Regions from separate parts of the Homo sapiens genome. Here regions 2, 3, 4, 5, 6 and 7 are each linked to region 1. A link is a contact called in ENCODE Hi-C data. All regions are on one chromosome and are shown on one strand. The core of a region is the stretch at or near the end of the contact, and the rest is flanking DNA. Distances in the headings are between cores, read along the strand shown.

Region 1 (2,836 bases), core at 237-2,736:
ATTGGGCATAGATCAAAATAAAAATTAAACTGATCATGCTTGATCTGTTCAGTTTCGTGAGATTTCTCTAGTGTTTTCCTGCCATTTTCAGCGTAAAGAGATAAGAATTGTGTTGCTGCCAGACTCTTTTATTATCCACATAGAAGGCAAGTCTTTATATTTGTCAAGGTTTACATGATTAGGAATCATAAATCACAATTAACTACTGCTTAGGAGATAAAGGTTCATGAATTTTGCATGTTGTTAATCACCTTATCACCCTTTCAGGGTTTTAATCTGCTCTTTCTTCATGGTATTAAGTTATCACATTATATTTTTTCTATGTTCTGTCTCTACCAGAAAGTAAAGCCACAGAGCAAGGACTTTATTTTGTTAAAATAGTGGTAGCACACACGGGTTTAATTCATTTGCTGTTTTTTTGTTTTTGTTTTTTTGGTTTCTTTTTTTTTTGAGACTGAGTCTCCCTCTATCGCCCAGGCTGGAGTGCAGTTGCGGGATCTGGGCTCACTGGAACCTCCGCCTCCTGGGTTCAAGTGATTCTCCTGCCTTAGCTTCCCAAGTAGCTTAGATTACAGGCACCAATCACGCCTGGCAAATTTTTGTATTTTTAGTAGAGACAGGGTTTCCCCACGTTGGCCAGGCTGGTCTCGAACTCCTAACCTCAAGTGATCCACCCGCCGCGGCCTCCCAAAGTACTGGGATTACAGGCTTGAGCCACCACGCCCGGCTGATTCATTTGTATATATTTCTAGAACAGAGCTTGGTACGAAGTTGAGCATTCAGTAAATATCTGTTGAAATAGAGGGAGAGTGAAAAAGAAAGTAACTCTCTCGCGTATTCCACAACTAGCTCTTCACCTATCAAATTACGCGCAATGGAAACATCTTAGTCCTCAGAGCAATCCTGGGTGCAAGGCAGAGGCGGCTGTTATCAGGCCTATTACACAGGTTTAGGGTGAAACTTGAAAATGTGGGCGGGAAAGTCACAAAGCAATGAAAAAACCATCTAGAAAAAATCTTTTCTGGATGTCACCATCTAACATTTGGCATGAGACCCCAGAAACCGGATGACTCGGCTCAGAAGCAGACACATTTGAAAAGATATTTATCTCACGATAAATTAAGGGACAAAAAGGCCTTCAAAAAGGAACGGAATAAACGGAATAATTTTTAACTCTAACATTACTTTCTTTCAATTTTTACATAATTCTTATAGCTGCGGCGAGTGAAACGACTAAAACAAAAGCAAAACAGAGCTCCACTGCCCAAAACAAAGATGGCCGAGACGACTCCCATGCCCACACGCAAAATGGACGCTGACTATGACGTTCCCTGCAACAATCCTCAACTGGCCCCGCCCCACCAATTTGGAACCCCGCCTCCTCAACCCGGAACCCCGCCTCCCCCAGTGTGGCCGCTTTTCCGACAGAGGCCTGCCCGTGATTGGCTGCTCGTACTATTTACGTCCTTTCGATGTTGCGTCATGCAGTGCGCCGGAGGAACTGTGCTCTTTGAGGCCGACGCTAGGGGCCCGGAAGGGAAACTGCGAGGCGAAGGTGACCGGGGACCGAGGTACTGCTCCGGCTGGCCGGCGGGCGCCCGGGATCCCCGGTGGTCCTGACAGCCGCCCTCACGGGACCGCTGGGTGCGGGGGGAAGGGCTGGAAGCAGCGGTGCTGCTGGCTGCGTCAGGGCCGGCCTGCGCGTTGGGGTCGCAGTCCTGTGGGTGACCTGGTGGAGAGGGCGGCGGCACAAGGCCCTGGTCAGGCGGGCAAGGGCTCAGTGTAGCTGTGCTTCTGTCCTCGGGCAACAAGGTGCTGAGTCATCCTTGCGGCGAGGCCGTACAGCCGCTGCGCTGGTAGCGGCACCTGGGGCAGGGGCAGAGGTGTTGTGGGTTGACAGGGAAGTTTGCTGCCGGGTTCTCATCTGAATCTAGCGGGCTGGGTGAACTTTCTCGGGGACCAGGCACCCAAACTCATCAATGCTCACGGAGGCATAAGCCCTTGGATTAGGGTCGGTAGTATTTTCCCCATTTTATAGCAACGACATCTGAGTCTTAGAGATCCACACTCCTCACAAGGTCACTTCTAACCTGTCAGAAGCGGGATTCCCACTCTGGGCTGTTACGCCACATGGAGGTCACTCTGAGCTGGACCTCTTCGGCCCCAACCAGTGGACTGAGTACTGAGGAAGATACAGGACAGCCATAGGTTGAGATGATGTAATGGCACGAAAGTTCCAAAAGCGCTGGGTGTTTTCCCAAAGGCCGGGTGCCGAATTTTAAGACCCTTAATAGTTCAGTTGCAGAGCTCGGAGGACGCTCGGGTATCTTAAAGCAATAGTTCTTAGCTTTTGGAGTGTTCGTTAAAACACACGTTCTTGGTCTTATTCCTAGGGGTAGAATCATTAGGAGCAAAGAAAGACCCAGGAGCCTACATTTTAAGATGCATCCGGGGCACTTTCAAGCAGGTAGTCTAAGGGTCAACGCTGTAGTCTGAACACGGAATCCTTATGTTACAGATGGGGAAATGGGCCCAGAAGTATATCACTTGCCTAGAATTCACTACAAATCATTGGCAGAGATGGGCTGGTAGCCCCAGTTGGTTTACACTCGTCATTTCATTCTGACCTATTGTAGTCACCTCACCTTAGCATTACAGAAACACTGTCTGCTGACTTCTGGTTGACCACCCATCTAGTATAATGTGCCCTGGAGCTAAGATAATCCAGTTTTTAGCATGCTTTTCTTTTGAAGACACCATCGAGGGAGTCTAATGTAAGGGAAACCTGGTTGGTAACTGAGTTTACTTGTTTACTTTGAAAGACTAAATGTCCTTT
Region 2 (2,972 bases), core at 269-2,768, 5.5 Mb after region 1:
CTCTTAGAGTACCTAATTCCTCTTAGAGTAACTAAATATCAACTGATTGGACAATATTCTTTTTATAAAGATATGTGAATGTCAATAGGCAAGGCACAAAGATATTAAGTTAAGCCATTTTTAACTAAGAAATTTTGGTAGTGAAAAGGCCAGATGTGACTCCTAGGAACATGTAAAATTTATTTCAGACATGATTGTTCAAATCTGAGAGAAGAAAACATGGTAAATAATGTAAATCCAATTTTGACGAACCGTTTTTTAAAAATTATAAGTAACAATCGTGGTCATGAAACTTAAAACAACTAGGATTTTTATTCTGTAAGAAACATAAACCACTTTAATTTCTGATACAAAGCACACAGGCAGATAGTTACATTTTCTTGTATTTTAAAATAATTTCTGTGGGTTTGCAAGCACAAGTTAAGGCTCAGGTTAGTTTTTCTCTGTCTTCAAGATATTCCTAGAGGGTGTATTTTCAATTCCTCAGAAGTTATTTCAAGAGGTGTTATATCCTCAATTAAACATAGAAGATTAAGCTAGAAGCTCCCTTTCATTATATTTTAGCTATTTTCATTGCAAACTCTAGTACAATCTGTCAATGTAGATAAGAGAAATAACTGAAGTATAGCTTCAAAATAAGTGAAACAGGTTTATAAATCACAGGTAATCAATATTAAGTCCTGACTTTTAAAATATTAATACTAATGAAAGTCATTTTCTAACAAGTATCAAAAACAAAAGCAAATAAAAATTCAGGTGCTAGATTACAACCTTACACCTTACAACTGTAGCCAAATCTGCTGTTTGGCTTTAAAGTTCCACACAAAATCTTAACCTACAAATTTAACATTTCAAACCCACAAAATACAAGTACCAGAGTCACCCACAGTCATGTCAAAGGGCTTTCCAAGGTCTTAGAAACCTTAATCCAATACAGAAAAGCTAAGAGTCAAAAAGACATAGAAACAGGGAAAAGTGAAGGTGTTATTTGCCAAACATTAAACTTTCACAGAAATCCAAAACCTACTTAACAATTTCCCTATATCGAACAGCATAACCTCTATGCAAATGCAGTCATTTATTAGCATTTACTGTACTTACTTTGCTTTTTGCCATTTATAAGCTTCATTAAAGACACCCACAAAGAAGTAACCAGTTGAATGAGCTTCAGTCAAGAAAAACCAGCTGTAAACTCGACCTACAAATTTACATCCCACAGCGTCCTGTGGGGAAGGTACACTTTACAAACTACCATTATATATACAAGCTTTAGATTGTGAAATAATGCACTTCGGCTTTCTCCGGTGTACATTACAATTACAAACCCTCAACTCAACCTCCCCCTTCGTTGAAAAAAAAAATCCACCTCCAATCCTCATTGGTCCACATAGTTCCGGCCCACATGGTATCAGTGGGTGTGTCCCTCCCAAAAAACCCTCTCATTGGCCGTGAAGAAACAGCTTCTAATAGGCTGTGATTTTGGGGGGTAGTTAAACTCCACGCCTCCAGACTTGCGCTCTCCAATAGACCCGAGACGCTGCTGGCTACTCTGTGATTCAAAGGGCAGGCAACCCCAGTAGGACGCGCTCAGAGAAGCGAGAGGGGTGAGAAAGGAGAGAGCACCCTCGGTGTGCCGCCCACTTTATCCTCACTCCTGGACCCCAGCAAATGTTCACACACCTGCGTTTTCCCAGCCACCAATTAGAAGGGCGGACAGAGCGTTCGCTTATTATATATCCTTGACCTAGGGACCCGCTCAAGCTTCGTGTCCAATCCTCGTTCTACTGATAGAAGCGAGCAAAGGGCAGGCTCAGGCAAAGACCTGTAGTGCTTGATGTCCCCTAGGAAAAGAATCAGTCCCGGGAACCTACTCTGTGCAGTCCCTCGACCGCAGACGCGGGGGCGCACGGGGCGTGCTGCGGCGCCTGCCTCAGCCGCTCCCAGTCCCGGGCCCCGCACGCTGCGTCTGCCTTGCGCCCGCGCTCCCCTCCCAGCGGGACTTACGCGGCCTGTTCTTTCTCCCCGAGTCCATCCTCCTCCGCAGCCGGCATTTCTTGGCCGGGGAGTCATGCTGAGGGAGCAGTGGCTGCGGCTGCAGCTCCGGCAGGAGCGGGAGGCGCTGGGGCGCCGCGTCGCTGCCGCCCACTGGACCCCGGCTGCAGACGTGCGGCGGCTGGACTGGCGGCGGATGGAAGCCGTTGTGCAGCAGCCCGTTCACAGCGGCGGCGCTGGTGCCCACGGGGGCCCCTGGAGAGTGCGGGACCGAGCGCTCCTGCTGCCCGCTGCGGTCGCCCATGCCGGGGGCTGGCGGGGCTGTGCGCGGGCCCCGGCTCAGGCGGCCTCGCTGGAGGTCATTCTCCGGCGTCTTTATTTCCCCGGATCCTCCCTGCGGCTTCCGATTCAGCAGCCGCAGAGCCGGCGCCTGGGGATGGCGAACCCGGCGCTCCTCCCCTCCTCCTGCCGACTCCCCCACCTCCTCTGCGCCCTGCCCCCCGCGCGCCGGCCCCACGGCGCCGGCCTGGAGCACGCCAGCCCCGGGCGCGGAATCGGGGATCCCCGCGCACCCCCAGCCGGGGCTCCCGCCGCCCGCCTTCCCCTGATCCCCAGGCCGCGCGACTTCAAACGCGGCTTCCTCGCCTCCCAGACTGGTCCCCGCCACTGAGCATGCCCAGTCCTGCCCGCCACCGCCACCGACGAGTTTCAACATGGGGAATCAAGTTCTCTGGGCTTGCAGAGAGGAGATGGGCGGGTTGGGCTTTGTATGGCGATGTGAAAACCAGATGGGTCTGGGAGAGACAGCGAAAGGAGCGAACCGTTTCAGGAGGAATACGGGAGGAAGACAATTATTTGCAGAGGTGTCAGGTTTGCTAATCCTGTCCCCAGTGAGCAAGATACCTTTGCAAGGTCATTCACGTTACCCTCCCCGCTTTGTGAGTGTGTGCTTACGCGCGCGCGCGTGTGTGCCTGTGCGT
Region 3 (3,073 bases), core at 503-3,002, 5.6 Mb after region 1:
TACCCAGCCACATCAGCTTTCATTCATTGTTCAACAAATATTGATTTGCTTGTCTTGTGTTAGAGAGTCATTGAGGATACATTAGCGACCAAACAAAACACAGTTATTCTACTCACAGAACTTAGATTTTACAGGGTGGGGGAACAACAACAATTGCTAGTTGTAAAAAGTATAAAAATGAAATTGAACCTGCAAATAAAAAAAGAGTGCTCACTTGAGATACAGTAGCCAGGAAAGTCTTCTTTAAGAAGGTACTATTTTAGACGTAACCTAAATGATGAAGGGAAGTGCCACGTGTTGAATGGAGAAGAGAGAATTTAGGTACAGGGAACAACCCATGCAAAGGTTCATACATGCTGGAAAGAAGTTGGTGTTTGAGGTATCCAGAGCAGATCAACTTACTGTACAGTTAGTGGGGAGTGAGGTCGGCTGACACTTGATTGTGCAGGACCTGGGAGGCCATGGTAAAGATCAGAATTCTATTCCTTTTCCCCCCTCCTCTTTTTATTTTATAAAATCTGTTATTTTAGAAAGTTGCAAGACTGGTACGATGTACACCATTATACCCTTCAACTAGATTCACCAATTACTAATATTTTGCCACATTTGCTTTCTCTATTTTTTTGCCATATCTTTTGAAGGTAAGCCGCAAACACTGTGACACTTTGCTGCTAATTACTTTAGCAAGCGCCTTCCAAAAACAAAGGCATTCTTCCACTTAATCACAAATTAATTCTCACATGCAATCAATTTAAAACTGATTCAATATCATCTAATATGTAGTTCATATTTAAATTTCCCCAGTTGTCCACAAATGTCTTTCGAAGTTTTTTTTTTTTTTTAAAAACTATGAACCAGCCAAGATTCACAAATTTCATTTGGTTTCTTTTGACTCTCGACTAAAGTAATTTTCCACTTCGTTTTTTTCTTTTTCCTGTCATGACACTGACATTTTTGAAGAGCCTAGGCCTGTTGTCTTGTAGAATATTCTACATTGTTTTTTTCTGATTGTTTCCTCATGATTAATGTCAAACATTTCTAGCACAAATACTATCGGGTGATATTAGCGATGCTAAGTATCTTCACTTGGTTAAGGTATGTCTAATAAATCTCTTCAGTGTAAAATTCTATTTTCCCTTTATAATAAGAAATGATCTGTAGGGTGATTCTTTGAGATACTAACATCCTCTTCCCTACAACCTTTCAGTTAATTGTTTGTTTTAGCATCTTGCATTCATTAGTTTTAGCATTCATAAGCTTACCTATATCAATTTTTAGACTGGCAGTTGCACAATGGGGATGCAGCGAGGGAAGTGACCCTCCGGATCCCGGGATGCCGAGCCTTTTTCTGCCCCGTAGGGACAGGACTGGGAAGTGGCTAGCCCGCCATTCCTCGGCCCGTCCTTAGGGGAGTCGCAGGACTAAGTGCAGTGGCAGTGGCCTCACCTCGGGCCTTCGCCACATCTTTATTGCCTCAAGGACAGAATTGGAGATCGGTGTCCCAGTCAACAGCGTGGTACTTATGACAGCCGCGAGAAAGCGCACTACTAAAGCCCGGCTAGCAGAGCTGGGAGGCAAACCAGACCGTCAGCACCAGGGCGGCCCACGCCTGCTTCCGCCCATTGGCTGCCCGCGTTTCAAGACCCGCCCCCATATTGGAGAGCTTCTTCCGGTAGCCACTGGAAAGCCCGCAGCGCGAGCCGGCTACGCTCCCTGGCGGAGCTCTGGACGCCCCACCTACTCCCAGCGTTCAGTGCGGTGCCCTGGCCGCCATTGTTTGAATTTGAAAACGGTAACATCGCAGTGCTGCTCGCGGGTCTGGCTAGTCAGGCGAAGTTTGCAGGTGAGGAGGTGACCCGCGGGAATGTGTGGGGAAGGAGGTGGGTGACTGCGCATGTATGGGGCCTAAGGTGGGGAAACGGCTTTGGCAATGTGGACATGTTCCGACAGGGCTCATACCCCAGTGGAGGTTACTGTCAGGAACTGGGTTGCGGAGCGATGCGAACACGGGGTACGCAGCGAGGAATGAGTCATACTAATTCGGTTACGGTTTAAATCTCGCCTCCACTGCTAATTAGCTGAGTGACGCAAGACAATTCATTTAATCTCTCTCTGTACCTTAGTTTTCTTATCAGTTAAAAGGCTGCAATGAAGTGTCTATTTCTTTCGGCTTTTGTGAAGATTAAATGGTAATGTGTAAAGTTATTAGTGCTGGCACACAGTAGGTACTAAATGTTTGCAGTTATTAATATTATTATTGTTGTTGCTTCTGTTGTTGTTGAGGAACAGGCCTGTTTTGCCACACCTAGTTTTCTGAAGCTCTGAGGTGAGCAGTTTGCTCGGCTGGTAGGTAACACGGCCTTTTTGCGGGGGGAGCCCTGTGGTAGCCTCTGTGCACTTATTTCCAGACTACTCCTACTGGTCCTTGGGGCTTGCCCTTCTAGGGTTTTGCAGTGCCAGGCTGAAGAGTTTGTGGCACAGTGACTGCTGTCATTCCCCAGTTTAGAAGGCTTTCTCCATCTCGATTCGCTCGCTGGTTCAGTGATGCATGTCTGGCACAGTTCTCTTATATTTCTTGCTAAACTACTAGTTTACAGAAGTTCACGCCTTATGGGTTAGGTAGTGTAACAGTGTATTTATCTTACATGTCCAAGACTCCAGATTTTAAATTGTAAAAATAACATAAAATACTCATCGATTAGTTGTGAAGACTTTTTTTGAGGCTTTGTGTTGTAGACCACATTCAGAAACCTCATTCAGCAACAGATTCTGCTATTTTTCACCAAAGTCTCCAATTGTGGATTCTTATTGGAGAGAGGGTAAATATGCAGTTTTCCAGTCAGAGCAGCCTTTTGAAATGAAAAATGAGGTCTTGGAGCCTGCTGTCACGAAAGATAATATTACAGACTAGGACCGACTTTTTTTTTTTTTTTTGGAATAGTATTTTCTTTATAACCATTATTTTAAGTCATTAGGTAGTCTTTATCCCTGCATAAGTCGCTGAATTTGTTATAGGGGATACAGAGTGGTATAAGGCAAGGTTCTTGCCATCAAGAAGTTTCCAGTTTAGTTG
Region 4 (3,054 bases), core at 272-2,771, 7.8 Mb after region 1:
ACTAAAGTGAAAATGTAAAGATATCTTGAACATCAACTTGATTAGATTTTAATAGCATGAACACCGCCAAGCAGAGTTTCTGATACAGAGAGGTGACAAACATTTGTTGAATGACTGGACAATAAATATTATTACTAGCTTGAATCTTGAGGCAAATTACTTAACCTTTCTGAGCTTAGTTTCCTTGTCTACGAAGATTAAAACTAACTTTTCAAGGCTTCCCTACAAATTATATGGATAATGCATGTCATGTGCCCAGCACACAGCAGGTACTTGTTAGTTTCTTTCTCTTTACATACATATATACTACTTTATGGTTTACAAAGTTCTTGTAAGCTCTTCTAGATTCATGACCTCATTTTATTCCCACAATCTTCTGCAGTACTTCTCATTAGCCTCATTTTACAGATGAAAAACAGACTCAAGGATTGAGACATAGCCTCTTCAGGTAATGAGAAGCCAATGGACATGCTTTATAAGCATAGGAGCGACATGATAAAAAGCAGTGAGGTTTTTTGAAGATTAATCTGTTGGCCTATAAAATGGGCTGAACTGAAAATTGGAGAAATATTATTTTGACTACTAGCATAAAAATCAAGTTTAAGGGCCGGGCGCAGTGGCTCACACCTGTAATCCCAGCACTTTGGGAGGCCGAGGCGGGCAGATCACTTGAGGCCAGGAGCAGGAGACAAGCCTGGCCTACATGGCGAAACCCCGTCTCTACTAAAAAATACAAAAAATTGGCCCGGCGTGGGGCTCGTGTGCCTCCCAGCTACTCGGGAGGTTGAGGCACATTTAGAATCGCTTGAACCCGGTAAGCGCAGGTTGGCAGTGAGCCGAGATCGCGCCACTGCACTCCAGCCTGGGCGACAGAGCGAAACTCGGTCAAAAAAAAAAAATCAAGTGTAAGATGATAAGGGCCTGGCAGAAGTGTTTAAAAGCCTAATGAACTTAAAAATATTGAAAAGCCAGATAAGTCCCCCAAAGGAACAAAAATTTAAAAATGGTAGTTTTCAAATCTGGCTGGCTGAGAAAATGATGGTACAAACAACATAAACAATTGAGAAATCAAACTTGGCAAAATCGTTGGTCAGAAGACCTTCTCTCCAATACCTAGGCAGAACTTCTGGCAAATAATGACAAACATCTGAGCCATTTCTTCAGTGTCATAGCGACTTTTTGCTTTCACTCCTCCCACTGGCTTCACCACCTGGACAAGAGCATGTTAAGGTCCTTCTGATCTTGCTTCCTAGATGCAGTACGGTGGGAAGCAGAATCTGGGTAGTGTGGAATTAGAAACCAAGCTTTCGAAGTTCCAGGACTTGGACTAAATCGCCTTTTTCCTTCTCTGTCAAATAAGGGGACCCTTACTTCACCTCCTTCCCTAGTTTTAAGACTAGACACCCTCTCCACATCAGCACAAAGCGCTTTTATTTAGGCGCGTGCCGCCAAACCAAAGGCGCTCGCGCCGAGCTAAGCTCCTGTCGGTGAGCTTACGTCACTTCCGGCGCGCTGACGCTCAGTTGTGCGTGCCGACGCCCGCGTCAGCAAAGAGCGGAGCTGAGGGTACCCGGTTTGAAGTCGTGCGGGTCGGAGGACTGCCGCCTCCGCTACCGTCTTGGACCCCTGCTTACCGGCCGCCGCGGGGACGAGCTCGGGTAGGCGGCAGGGCAGATGCCCGAGGGCCTGCGCTGGAACGCCCCACGCCGCACCGGCCGCTCCCCTGTGCTCCGCGGCCTGGGCCTGCGCCGCTCAGCTCTCTGGAAACTAGCGCCTCAGCTGCGCGGCGCGTAGGTCGCGGGGAGCTCCGAACCGCCGGCGCCCGGCCATGGCGGTCTCCAGGTGGGTCTTGCTCCTGACGAGCAAACTGGAAGGCGATTCAGGGAAGGCATGGTCTCCTCTTAGAGCCCCCACTCCTAGAGAAGAGCGGTTCTCATTGTCACTGGGCTCTGGAGCTTTCTTCAGTAGACTTCGGAGTTCGCCCCGTGGTCGGCGGGGGTTTGGGCTCGGGTTACTCCTGGGTAAATCGGTTCAATAATGCCTTTTTCTTGTTAATAGACCCCTTGGCACGTTAGAGCTGTTTTTTCTCTTTCCTCACCATGTTTCTGTTCTCTGGTTTCTCTTCCCTCTTTCGATTCTAGGGGAGTCTCTTATCTTTCTCAGTATTCTAAGGCTGGTCCCTAACCTCCATTTCATGGGAAAACTTGGTAGTTACTGTCGATGGAGGGGAAACCTGAATTACTATTATCTAAGAGACCGTCTAATTATGTTACCAGTTTTAATTTACGTTTTTAGGGGTATGTTCTTTCCTGAGATGTTTTTTAAAATTAAGTATAATTTCTCCTTTTGTTTGGCAGTAAACATTCCAACGTCAGCGTTGTAACCTTAAGCCAATTATCGTATTAGCATCATTTTCCGTAACTAAGGCGTGGAAGATAAATCACAGATCTTATATTCTTTTGAAATATTGCCTGTCAACAGGAAAGCCCAGGAAAACTATAGAAAAACTAACGACATTTATTTGTATAGCTATAGGAGAAACATTACTTTTTCCTCCGGTATGATAGAATGGTTGGAAAGCTTTTGTAAGCGGAATTTGGTGACCCTCTGTACATGTAATTAAGGGATAGTTCCTCTGTGATAGTGATCGGATGGATTCACCAAGTTCCTTAGAGTTGATATGGTAACTTTTAATGAGAATTGGATTCTTTTACCATATAGACTGAAGGAATAAATGATGAAAACAAATAGTTTTCATTTTTTTATAATTAACTGAACACATTCTTTGAGCGTATTAAGTGCACAAGTTTTATCTGTTTTGCAAGGGAAAGGATAACCCATTCCTTACAGACTCCCTAGATGACTGATGAAATAGTGTGTGGGAGAAGCCCATGGGAGTTGGGTGAAGGGGGTTGCTAGGTACCGTAGTATGGGGCATCTGATTTTTATTTTATAATCTATTCAATGTGAGGAAATTTTTTTTTAAATAAAACTGCCTTGAGAGAATACAAGTGACATTTTACATTTTTGCAAATATAGAAAGGTGTATCTTCT
Region 5 (2,708 bases), core at 38-2,537, 5.1 Mb after region 1:
TCTTCATGATAGGAAGGATTGTACAGCCCCAGGCTATTTTTTATCATAAATGCAACCTCCCAAAAGTCCATTATTACTAGAGAATAAGGAGTAAATTGAAAGGGAAAAAATTAAAGGAATTACCACAATTGAAAACAGAATAGCATCTGCAGGAGCTGCTTTCATTCAGCGGTTTTCCTACAGAACCTGTATCAACCGCCCAGAGGAAGGTCCATGAGAGTAACAGCTAAAGCTACTCAGCTGAAAATCTCACCCAGTTAAGTTTTCCTTCCAACACAACACTACATACTTAGTATGTTTTTCTCAACATACTAAGCCAAGCAATTCTTACTAAGAAGGAGATACTCTGAAAATCTCGAAGGAGGGGGGAAAAAAAACCTTCCAGGCTGAATTAAGTGTGCTTTTCTGGGCTGTATTAACACCTTTATCTCAGTTATTTAGACTTTGTAACAATCTGACTCAGCTTTGTACCCCCAGGACCAAGCAAAGTGCCACGTATATATTAGATGCATAGTACAGATTCTGAAAAAAGATAAGAGCAGTCCAACAGTTCAGTGGCAGAAGAAAAGGCCCCAACGCAGCATGCTATTTAACTTTCTAATAACAACAATTATTACGACTCCCATTTAAGCTCTTGCGAGGCGCCAGCCACCGCAGGCAGCGCTTCTGATCTACTGTCAATTACTCCTCCACCGACCCTATGGCAGTACCATTAATTCCATTTTTCAGGAATCTGAGGTTCACCCAGCTGAAGTACTGGAAGCAAAGTGTCAGCTGTTTAAAAAGCAGTATCGCTGGGACTTTAACCAGGATTGATGCCCAAGTCTGCTTTCGACCACGCCGTTGGCTAACAAGAGAGGTAGGATGGGATGCCTGGAGGAGCTAAGGGGAGAGCACGAGGATGCAGAGAGAGGAATCAGACATCCCTGCTGTCCTCGCGGTCCAGGAGCACTGGGCAGCTTCACTGACCGGAGACCGCGCCTGTCCAGGAAAGTGGACAGCGCCCAGGGAAGAGAGTGGGCTTCTCTCTGAAGTTGCTCTCTGAAGTTGCCCTGGTTGATTGGCAGATGCCTTGAGCCAACGCCCGCAGAAAAAGCACCCGCAGGCACCCCAGGCAAGACTCGCTGGGTCCAAACGCAGAGGGTCTTGCCGGCCGGCAGAGCCTCGGGGCGCGACCCTCCCCTTGCTGAAGGCACCAGCTTCCACGCCGCACCCGCACCTGGCAGCGCCGCGGCGCCGGCACTCTCACCTGGAGCTGTCCTGCCGGGCCGCTGTCTCGAGTCGCAGTGCCAGCTCTCAGGGGCCGGGGTGCGGATAGGGGACCTGCAGGGGGCCTGGTCTGCCTTGTCGGGAGGGCGGATGCCCACCACCCTCGGACTATTTGTTCAGCCAATCAGAGCAGCCAGCCACCGGGAAGTGCCTCGGAGACTCCGCCCCAGACCAGCGCTGCCGCTTGCCAGCCCCCCAGTTGACCCCATAGAGCATGCGCCGTAGGCGTTTCTAAGAGATGGAGCCCGTCCTCCGCCTCGCAGGCTGGCAGGTCCACAGCTCTACCAGCGCGTCGCCTACGCATGCTCTCTTAGCAAAGGCTGTTTTAGGCGGCCTTCTGCTCCGCCCCCGAAGCTCCTGCAGGGCTGGCACCTTCTGCGCCTGACAGAGAGCATGTGGGCTCTATAAATGAAAGTGAATCATGGGCTCCATTTAAAGCGCTTATCATTGTGCCTGATGCAAAGCAATCTTGCTGCTTTAAATTTTTTATTATTATTAAAGATTTGTTAAAAGAGGAAACAATATTCAATATGTACATATTATTTATTAATCATTTTCTAAAACAAAGATTTTATTGAGCACCTACTAAATGCCAGGCATTAGTAAGACAGTGGAGGTATAGAAACCAACCAAACAAGGTTCCTGTTCTCTTGTATATATTCTGATGGGAAGAGACACATCATGAATAACTATATAATACATGAGGTGGTGATAAGTGCTATAAATAACAACAAAAACAAACAAACAACAACAACAACAAACAACAAGGGGCTGGGCACAGTGGCTCACGCCTGTAATCCCAGCAGTTTGGGAAGCTGAGGAGGGCGGATCACCTGAGGACAGGAGTTCAGGACCAGCCTGGCCAACTTGGTGAAACCCCATCTCTACTAAAAATACAAAATTAGCGGGTGTGGTGGTGTGTGCCTCTAATCCCAGCTCCTTGGGAGGCTGAGGCAGGAAAATGGCTTGAACCAGGTAGGTGGAGGTTGCAGTGAGCGGAGATCATGCCACTGCACTCCAGCATGGACAACAGAGTGAGACTCCATCCCCCAAAAAAAAAAAAAAACAGGGATAAGGAGGATGATATGTATATGGTAATCAGGAAAGGACTCTTATGAAGTGACACCTGAGCACAGGCAAGGAGGTAGTTAACAGCCTTAGATACTGGAGAAAGCACATTCTGGGTGAAAATAGCAGGTACAAAGGCCCTGTGGTAGGAATATTCCTGGTGGGTCCTAGCCAGAGTGGTGAGGTCTTTGAGGCTAAAACAGAATGTACATAGTAGAAAGTAATAGAACATGAAGTCCTAGAAGTCTGGTGCCTTGGGAGCCACTTGTCAAGATCTTACCGTGTCTTCTGAGTAAGATGAGAAGCCAGTGTAATATTTTCAATAGAAGGGCAGCATAATCTAGTTTAGAAAGATCATTCTGAACTACAGA
Region 6 (3,013 bases), core at 374-2,873, 5.3 Mb after region 1:
ACACCATCACCTACGTATTAAGCTCAGCATCACTTAGCTATACTTCTTGATGCTCTCCCTCCCACCACCCCCAACTCCAACAAGCCCCAGTGTGTGTTGTTCCCCACTGTGTCCGTGTGTTCTCATCATTTAGCTCCCACTTACAAGTGAGAACATGCAGTGTTTGGTTTCTGTTCCTGCATTAGTTTGCTGAGGATAATCACTGGAAATACTTGCTCTGTATTTAGAGTTCATAAAATTTGCAACTTATAAAAAGCAGATTCGTATACCTAAGTTATTCCAAATGTAAGTTTTCTATTAACTTATCAGTTTTTAAATTTATATTAAATTAAAAATCAGGTTCTTAATAGCCACAGGTGACCAGCAGTTTCTGTATAAGACAGTACAACTGTTAGAAGTGATTGCTTTAAATGAGGCACTCGCTTCAGGCACTAAGTTTTGAGGGGTGGGGTGCCAGAAGCTCAGTGATCAAGGTAGACAATATTTCAATGCAATATGTTTTTAAAAATTCAAAATCAGGCCAAGCATAGTGGCTCATGCCTGTAATCCCAGCATTTTGGGAGGCCACGATGGGCGGAACAATATTTAAGGTTTAGAAAAATATTTGTGCCCAGGTGTTGGAGACCAGCCTGGGCAACATGGCAAAACCCCGCCTCTACAAAAAATAAATTAATTAGCCCGACATAGTGGTGCACGCATATAGTCCCAGCCACTCAGGAGGCTGAGGTGGGAGGATCGCTTGAGCCATGAAGGTTGAGGCTGCAGTGAGCTGTCATCTCACCACTGCACTCCAACCTGAGTGACAGAGTGAGACCCTGTCTCAAAAAAAAAAAAAAAACCAAAATCAATGCAAAAGATGAATTATGGACAGGATATTGAGGTTTTGAATACAGACATTAACTCAATAAGGGTAAGGCCCGTGTCTGTTTTCTTTATTGTTATATTGACAGTACTTTGAACAAAGTCTGGCTCTTACAGTTGTTTGTCAATATTTGCTGAATGAATTCAAAGGGGACAAAATGTTTAAGGTATGGGTGTTTGACATTTTCTGCCTAGATCCCCAATACCACTCTTGTCTTTATTGGGTCCTTATTACAAAGCACCATTGGCGAAGGTATGGAAGAGAAGCAGTCTCCTACAATTGTGGGTAAGAGTGGATTTTTAAAGCTATTTGGCAATATCCGTCAAAACTTAAAATGTATATAGATTTTAGCTCCAAATTTCTCAGTTTACACCCAACAGAAATAACAGCATAGATGTATAGCATTGCAGTGTTGCTTGTTGAATCAAAAGACTGGAGTGGAAGCAGGGACTTAAGTTTCCGCCTGTAATCCCAGCACCTTGGGAGGCAGAGGCGGGCGCATCCCTTGAGATCACGACTGGGTGACACAGTGAGACGCTATCTCAAACAAACAAACAAACAAACAAACAGTTACACGGGCAGCATGCGAACTCAGCGTACTCAGGGAGGCAGATAAAAGCCGAGACCAAAGTGAAGGAGCCCAGCTGCAAATTCAACTCCGAAAGACCCTGGACTCCGCAAACGTCTGGCCGCGGCTCTTGAGCTCTTCTATTAAGTTTCGGTTTCTGAAGCTTACGTTTAGTTTCGATTTCTTAAGTTTCAGTTTCTGAGCGCTCGGCATCTGATTCAATCTCCAGTTTCCTGTTCTTGCTGGGGCTGGGGTCTCTCCTTTAACAAAGACACGCCGCGCGGCCGAGTCCAGGGGCTGCAGAGGCCTGGCGCGCGCACGCGCACGCGCACGCCCACCGCGCGGCTTCCCGCGGTCCCCGGTGCTGAGGAGAGAGCGATCCGAGGGACTGCGCCGCCCGGACGGCCTGCAGAGCGCTGCCATCATGAGGTAAGGGTTTTCCTTTGCCTCTCCTCCCAAGCCCTGCGTCGGCCTTGGTTTCAAACCGGGCTGCTTTTATTCATTTCCAGCGCAGTTCTGCGGCCTTTTCAGGGGCCGAGCCCCTCGCGCCCAGCAACCGGGCATCTGCGTTGGGGACCCTCCCCGGGCGCTCTGTCCCGGCGCGCGGCGTCTGAAGTCGGGCCTGCCGGGGAGGGTGGCCGAGTGGACGCTTCTCGGGAGTCCGGCCCCTCCCCAGCGCCTAAGAAGGCCGGTCAGGGAGGAGGAACAGGAGATGCTCCCCGGGAGCCTGTCCCATCCCTGGCGTCTGCGGTCGGGACTGTCAGGGTATGTGCCGGGCGACGCTCCCCCGGAAGGCCTGTCCACCCATCGCGACCCGACGGCTCTTCTCGGCAGCGGCGACGGTGACCGTGCTGGGTCCGCGGCCGCCGCCTCCGGGAAACTGGTCAGCGCCTGCAGAGCCCCCAGGCGCTGTTCCGGGGGCAGCTGCTACGTGCCACGGGTCTCCTTAGGCCTGTCGCGTGCCTCTCTTTCCAGCTGCCATTCCCTCGGTGTGGCATACGCGGTTTCGCCGCAGCCCTGCAGGCGTCAGGTTCGCCTGCCACTGCCAGTTTGCGTTTCTGATTTCTGGGTCTGAGTTCTTCCCTTCCCAGGAGCTACCTCTGTACCAAGCACAGATTGTTATCGTCCCACCCAATCCGCTGTTTTATGAGGATTTCTTTATCTGTTTCCTTTACTGATTTAGTATGATGGCGTCCTTTTCTTGATCATTTTGTATCCCCAGGGGCTAGCACCCCGCCCTGCACGTGGTTAGTGAACCTTCCGCATTTAATGAGTTGAGGAATGAGATGTTAAGGTCTTGGGCTCTAAAAGCAGATAGTCCCTTGTTCTAAATCCGGACTGAACTCCTACTAGTTGAGTGATCCCAAAGTTTCTCAAACTCTGTGAGTCTGTTCCTTATTTGTAAAAATTAATGGTGTCCATCTCTTGGGACTGTGGAAAAGGACAGTAATAAATCCTATCAGTTGACTGCTTAGCACATAATACTTGCACAATAAATGTTAATTATTCCCATTATAAGTTTAAAAAAAAAGTTTAAGTGCCACCCACACATCTAACTTTATTTTTGAGACGGAGTCTCGCCC
Region 7 (2,790 bases), core at 216-2,715, 7.1 Mb after region 1:
TGTTTGTGACCCCTTCCTTCATTGCTAACATATGTCATCCTAAAACCCGCCTTCAAGCTCGTTTCCTTCAGGAATACTGATTAACCGCACTTGTGATAGGTCACCAATCACATTTAAGCCCCCTGGACTCCACTGTTATTCTTTTAAAACATATTTAAAATAGTTTCAGACACAAAATAGGAACATACCAAGTCTTTTTTATATATTGTGGTATATATACAGTAATATCCTCCAATGCATATTTTAAACACACTAGAAGTAGTGTGATTTTTCACATACTGTTCTGTTTAGTCTCTGAAATGAAAGATATGAAGCATAAAGAGTAATCCTACTGCCATGAAGTCATTTGACCTCACTTGTTTTCTCTTACTCATTGTGATTGCTGCGACTTATGAAGTTGATCCCAGCTTGGACATTGGCATGTATGATTTTGGAAAATGGTTCTTTAAAGGACTATACGAATGTGGTCATTTAAAGCTGTTTCAGAAAATGTATTGCTCCTGCTGTGATATTAGAAATGGCAATTTTTAAACATGTCAAAGTTTGATTATAAAATGGATAGTTTAAAAAGCTGCCTTGGTCTACTGCTTGATGCATTTTAAATTTGAAATGGATCTTTGAACACTTGTATGGCTGCTGGACTAGCGGTTGTTAAGTTTGTTGGTTTGCCACTTAGAGTCATCTATCACTTTAGTAAGAAGTTAACGCCTATCAGTTGGAGAAAAAGCAAATATTTTGCATTGACAGTCTCCCCTACCCTCTATTATTGTCATTTTCTTAAGCCATCACTGCTCTGGCTTCTAGAATACACATTTTTGAATGAAGGTTTTTGCAGTGAATGGTCTCTTGTAGATCTCAAAGTCCACTAGAAAGAGTACTGGGTTTTTGTTTGTTTTGAACGTTGCAAACAGTAATGCTTCTTTACCACTCACCCTCCCCCCACCCTCAACCTCCACAACGTTCCCGTTTGCTTATAGTTGTCAACGACCATGATCTCTGGACCCACACTACAGTAACAAGTTTGTCAGTCATTTTCAGATAAGGTGCAAATCAAGGGATGGCTTTGTCCCCACTTCGGCGCAGGTGGGACAGACTTGGGGAAGACGCAGCTGAAGAGACAAATTCTCAGGGTGCGTCAGTCTCATCACTGACCGTTGCTTTTAAACCCTCCAGGGAAAATATGCCAGTCATTGTTATGATGTAAACAACCGAAGGGGTGGACGGTGAGGATAAGAAGAACCGAGATAATATTTGGCCAGAGCTACGTGTAGCACAGGGAGCCAGGGCGGCAGCTGCACCTGCGAGCAGCGCAGGCGGCAGGCGCGGCCTCCGGGCGTGGTGGTGGGCGTGGCCGGGCGGCGGGGGCGTGGCCGGGCGGCGGGGCGGGCGGTGCCGCCGGTTGGAAGTGGGTGGAGTTGCCCTTGGAGGCGGCACCGGACCTGGGCCCCGAGGCCCGCCGCGCCCTGTCGGGCCTGAGCCGAGTGGCCCCACAGAGCCGGCGCGCTCCCGCCTGCAGGGGGAGAGCAGACGGGGCGCGGGGACCGGCCAGGCCGCGGCGGGTGCTGTTTCTGTTTCACTTTCCTTCACTCTGAGGCCGGCGCGCTGGCGGGCGAGGAGCGGCGGCGGTGGCGGCCGCTGGGTAGGTACCGGGCGGGCTGGGGAGCTGCAGGGACGCCAGACTCCTCACCCAAGTTTGCGCCTCAGGCGAGAGCGACACCTCCAGACACCTGCCCTGGCCGGCCCAGCCTGGAGCCGGGAGGGCCCTTCGGGTGCAGGGGGCTACCGACCCGGGCGGGGGCTTCGGAGCTGTGCCTACCTCGGCGGGGAGAGCGGCCGGCTGCGGACGCCGGCCCCGGGAAAGGCTGCTCGCTCTCCCCGGCCTGAGCAGCGCGCCCGCGGGGCCTGGGCCCGCGCACCTGCCGGGCGGGCGCGGCTGTGCTGGGACCCCACAGGGCTGTACCGCTGGGTCCTGCCGGAGAACGCAGAAAAGTTCCCCCTTGCCCCCGCCCCGTCATTGCAAGTTCTTGCTTCCCTTAACTGTCTTGGTCACAGGGCTCTGTGCCTTAGGATCTTAGTACCACCCCAGGTCGGGACCGTGCATTTCCTCTTCCAGAGGACTTTCTCTTACTTTGGAGTTTCATGGCAAACCTGTGGGAAAGGCAAGGCAGTTAATCCCAACTTATAGAGGAGGAAGCCGAGACCCAGGCTCAGATATGAAACGGTTTGCTGAAGGTCATACAGGGGTAAGGGCCAGAACCCTGATTCCCTGTCTTTTAATTATGCTTGCTTTCTGTTACACGCACGAATACGGTTTCCCAAGAGGATAGGATGATTACACGTAGAGCCTATTCCCTGCACATTCGCAGTGGGTATGTGTTGATGGAATGCCTTTTACCTTTCCGGTTGCTTTATATTTACCAATGAGTTAACAGCTAAGATGGGGGAAAGTTCCTGTTTATAGAATGCACTTAGGAAAATCAACACCTTTCATGTTGTGTTTTCTGAGAGGATACATATTTTACAGTTAAAAAAAAAAAAAAACCTGAGACAGGAAAGTAGCATTATCCAGGTTATATATCTACTAAATATGACCAGTTTCTATTGAAGAGTTTTTGGTCTAACAAAGAAGGTAAAGAATGAACGTAACTATAAATCAAAATAAAAGGCAAATGTAATAGGAAAGAAGTAAGCATTAAAAACTAGGGAAAGATTGCACTGAGAATAGCATTGGAGAAGGGCTTGAAGGATAGGTGGCATGCAGACAGAGGAGAGAAAGGGCGTGTTGGATAG

Evidence for each region. A loop is a pair of places that touch in the nucleus more often than their neighbours do. Pooled maps may share reads with other maps.
Region 2: a loop to region 1 is called in a pooled map, with 11 times the contacts of the local background. The contact joins the promoter of PANK1-AS1 here to the promoter of GHITM in region 1. A Hi-C loop is called at or near these places in 7 of 50 pooled maps.
Region 3: a loop to region 1 is called in a pooled map, with 40 times the contacts of the local background. The contact joins the promoter of KIF20B here to the promoter of GHITM in region 1. A Hi-C loop is called at or near these places in 7 of 50 pooled maps.
Region 4: a loop to region 1 is called in a pooled map, with 8 times the contacts of the local background. The contact joins the promoter of BTAF1 here to the promoter of GHITM in region 1. A Hi-C loop is called at or near these places in 4 of 50 pooled maps.
Region 5: a map of CD4-positive, alpha-beta T cell shows a loop between it and region 1 (8-fold over the local background). The contact joins the promoter of LIPA here to the promoter of GHITM in region 1. A Hi-C loop is called at or near these places in 2 of 168 maps with a recorded cell type or tissue (CD4-positive, alpha-beta T cell and naive thymus-derived CD4-positive, alpha-beta T cell) and 5 of 50 pooled maps.
Region 6: a pooled map shows a loop between it and region 1 (10-fold over the local background). The contact joins the promoter of IFIT5 here to the promoter of GHITM in region 1. A Hi-C loop is called at or near these places in 5 of 50 pooled maps.
Region 7: a loop to region 1 is called in a pooled map, with 17 times the contacts of the local background. The contact joins the promoter of PCGF5 here to the promoter of GHITM in region 1. A Hi-C loop is called at or near these places in 5 of 50 pooled maps.

What each region holds. Positions count from the first base shown.
Region 1 is chr10:84,138,023-84,140,858 of GRCh38, forward strand. It overlaps GHITM (growth hormone inducible transmembrane protein), which reads left to right and starts at 1,487. Exons shown (of 9, transcript NM_014394.3): 1 at 1,487-1,571. RefSeq lists enhancers at 855-1,424, 1,425-1,994 and a silencer at 1,568-1,767.
Region 2 is chr10:89,642,596-89,645,567 of GRCh38, forward strand. PANK1-AS1 (PANK1 antisense RNA 1) reads left to right here and starts at 1,519. Exons shown (of 5, transcript NR_184344.1): 1 at 1,519-1,604. It overlaps PANK1 (pantothenate kinase 1), which reads right to left and starts at 2,647. Exons shown (of 7, transcript NM_148977.3): 1 at 2,005-2,647. The coding sequence starts at 2,296. RefSeq lists silencers at 1,421-1,470, 2,171-2,650.
Region 3 is chr10:89,699,838-89,702,910 of GRCh38, forward strand. KIF20B (kinesin family member 20B) reads left to right here and starts at 1,753. Exons shown (of 33, transcript NM_001284259.2): 1 at 1,753-1,843. RefSeq lists a silencer at 1,275-1,354 and enhancers at 1,399-1,914, 1,915-2,431.
Region 4 is chr10:91,922,249-91,925,302 of GRCh38, forward strand. BTAF1 (B-TFIID TATA-box binding protein associated factor 1) reads left to right here and starts at 1,522. Exons shown (of 38, transcript NM_003972.3): 1 at 1,522-1,842. The coding sequence starts at 1,829. RefSeq lists enhancers at 264-797, 1,145-1,254, 1,865-2,064 and a silencer at 1,505-1,804.
Region 5 is chr10:89,250,488-89,253,195 of GRCh38, forward strand. It overlaps LIPA (lipase A, lysosomal acid type), which reads right to left and starts at 1,288. Exons shown (of 10, transcript NM_000235.4): 1 at 1,250-1,288. RefSeq lists an enhancer at 1,315-1,374.
Region 6 is chr10:89,412,945-89,415,957 of GRCh38, forward strand. It overlaps IFIT5 (interferon induced protein with tetratricopeptide repeats 5), which reads left to right and starts at 1,624. Exons shown (of 2, transcript NM_012420.3): 1 at 1,624-1,859. The coding sequence starts at 1,855. It also overlaps a transcript of LIPA not described here. RefSeq lists enhancers at 1,481-1,790, 2,401-2,500, 2,601-2,670.
Region 7 is chr10:91,219,198-91,221,987 of GRCh38, forward strand. PCGF5 (polycomb group ring finger 5) reads left to right here and starts at 1,466. Exons shown (of 10, transcript NM_032373.5): 1 at 1,466-1,639. RefSeq lists an enhancer at 1,006-1,075 and silencers at 1,266-1,575, 1,646-2,105, 1,795-2,089.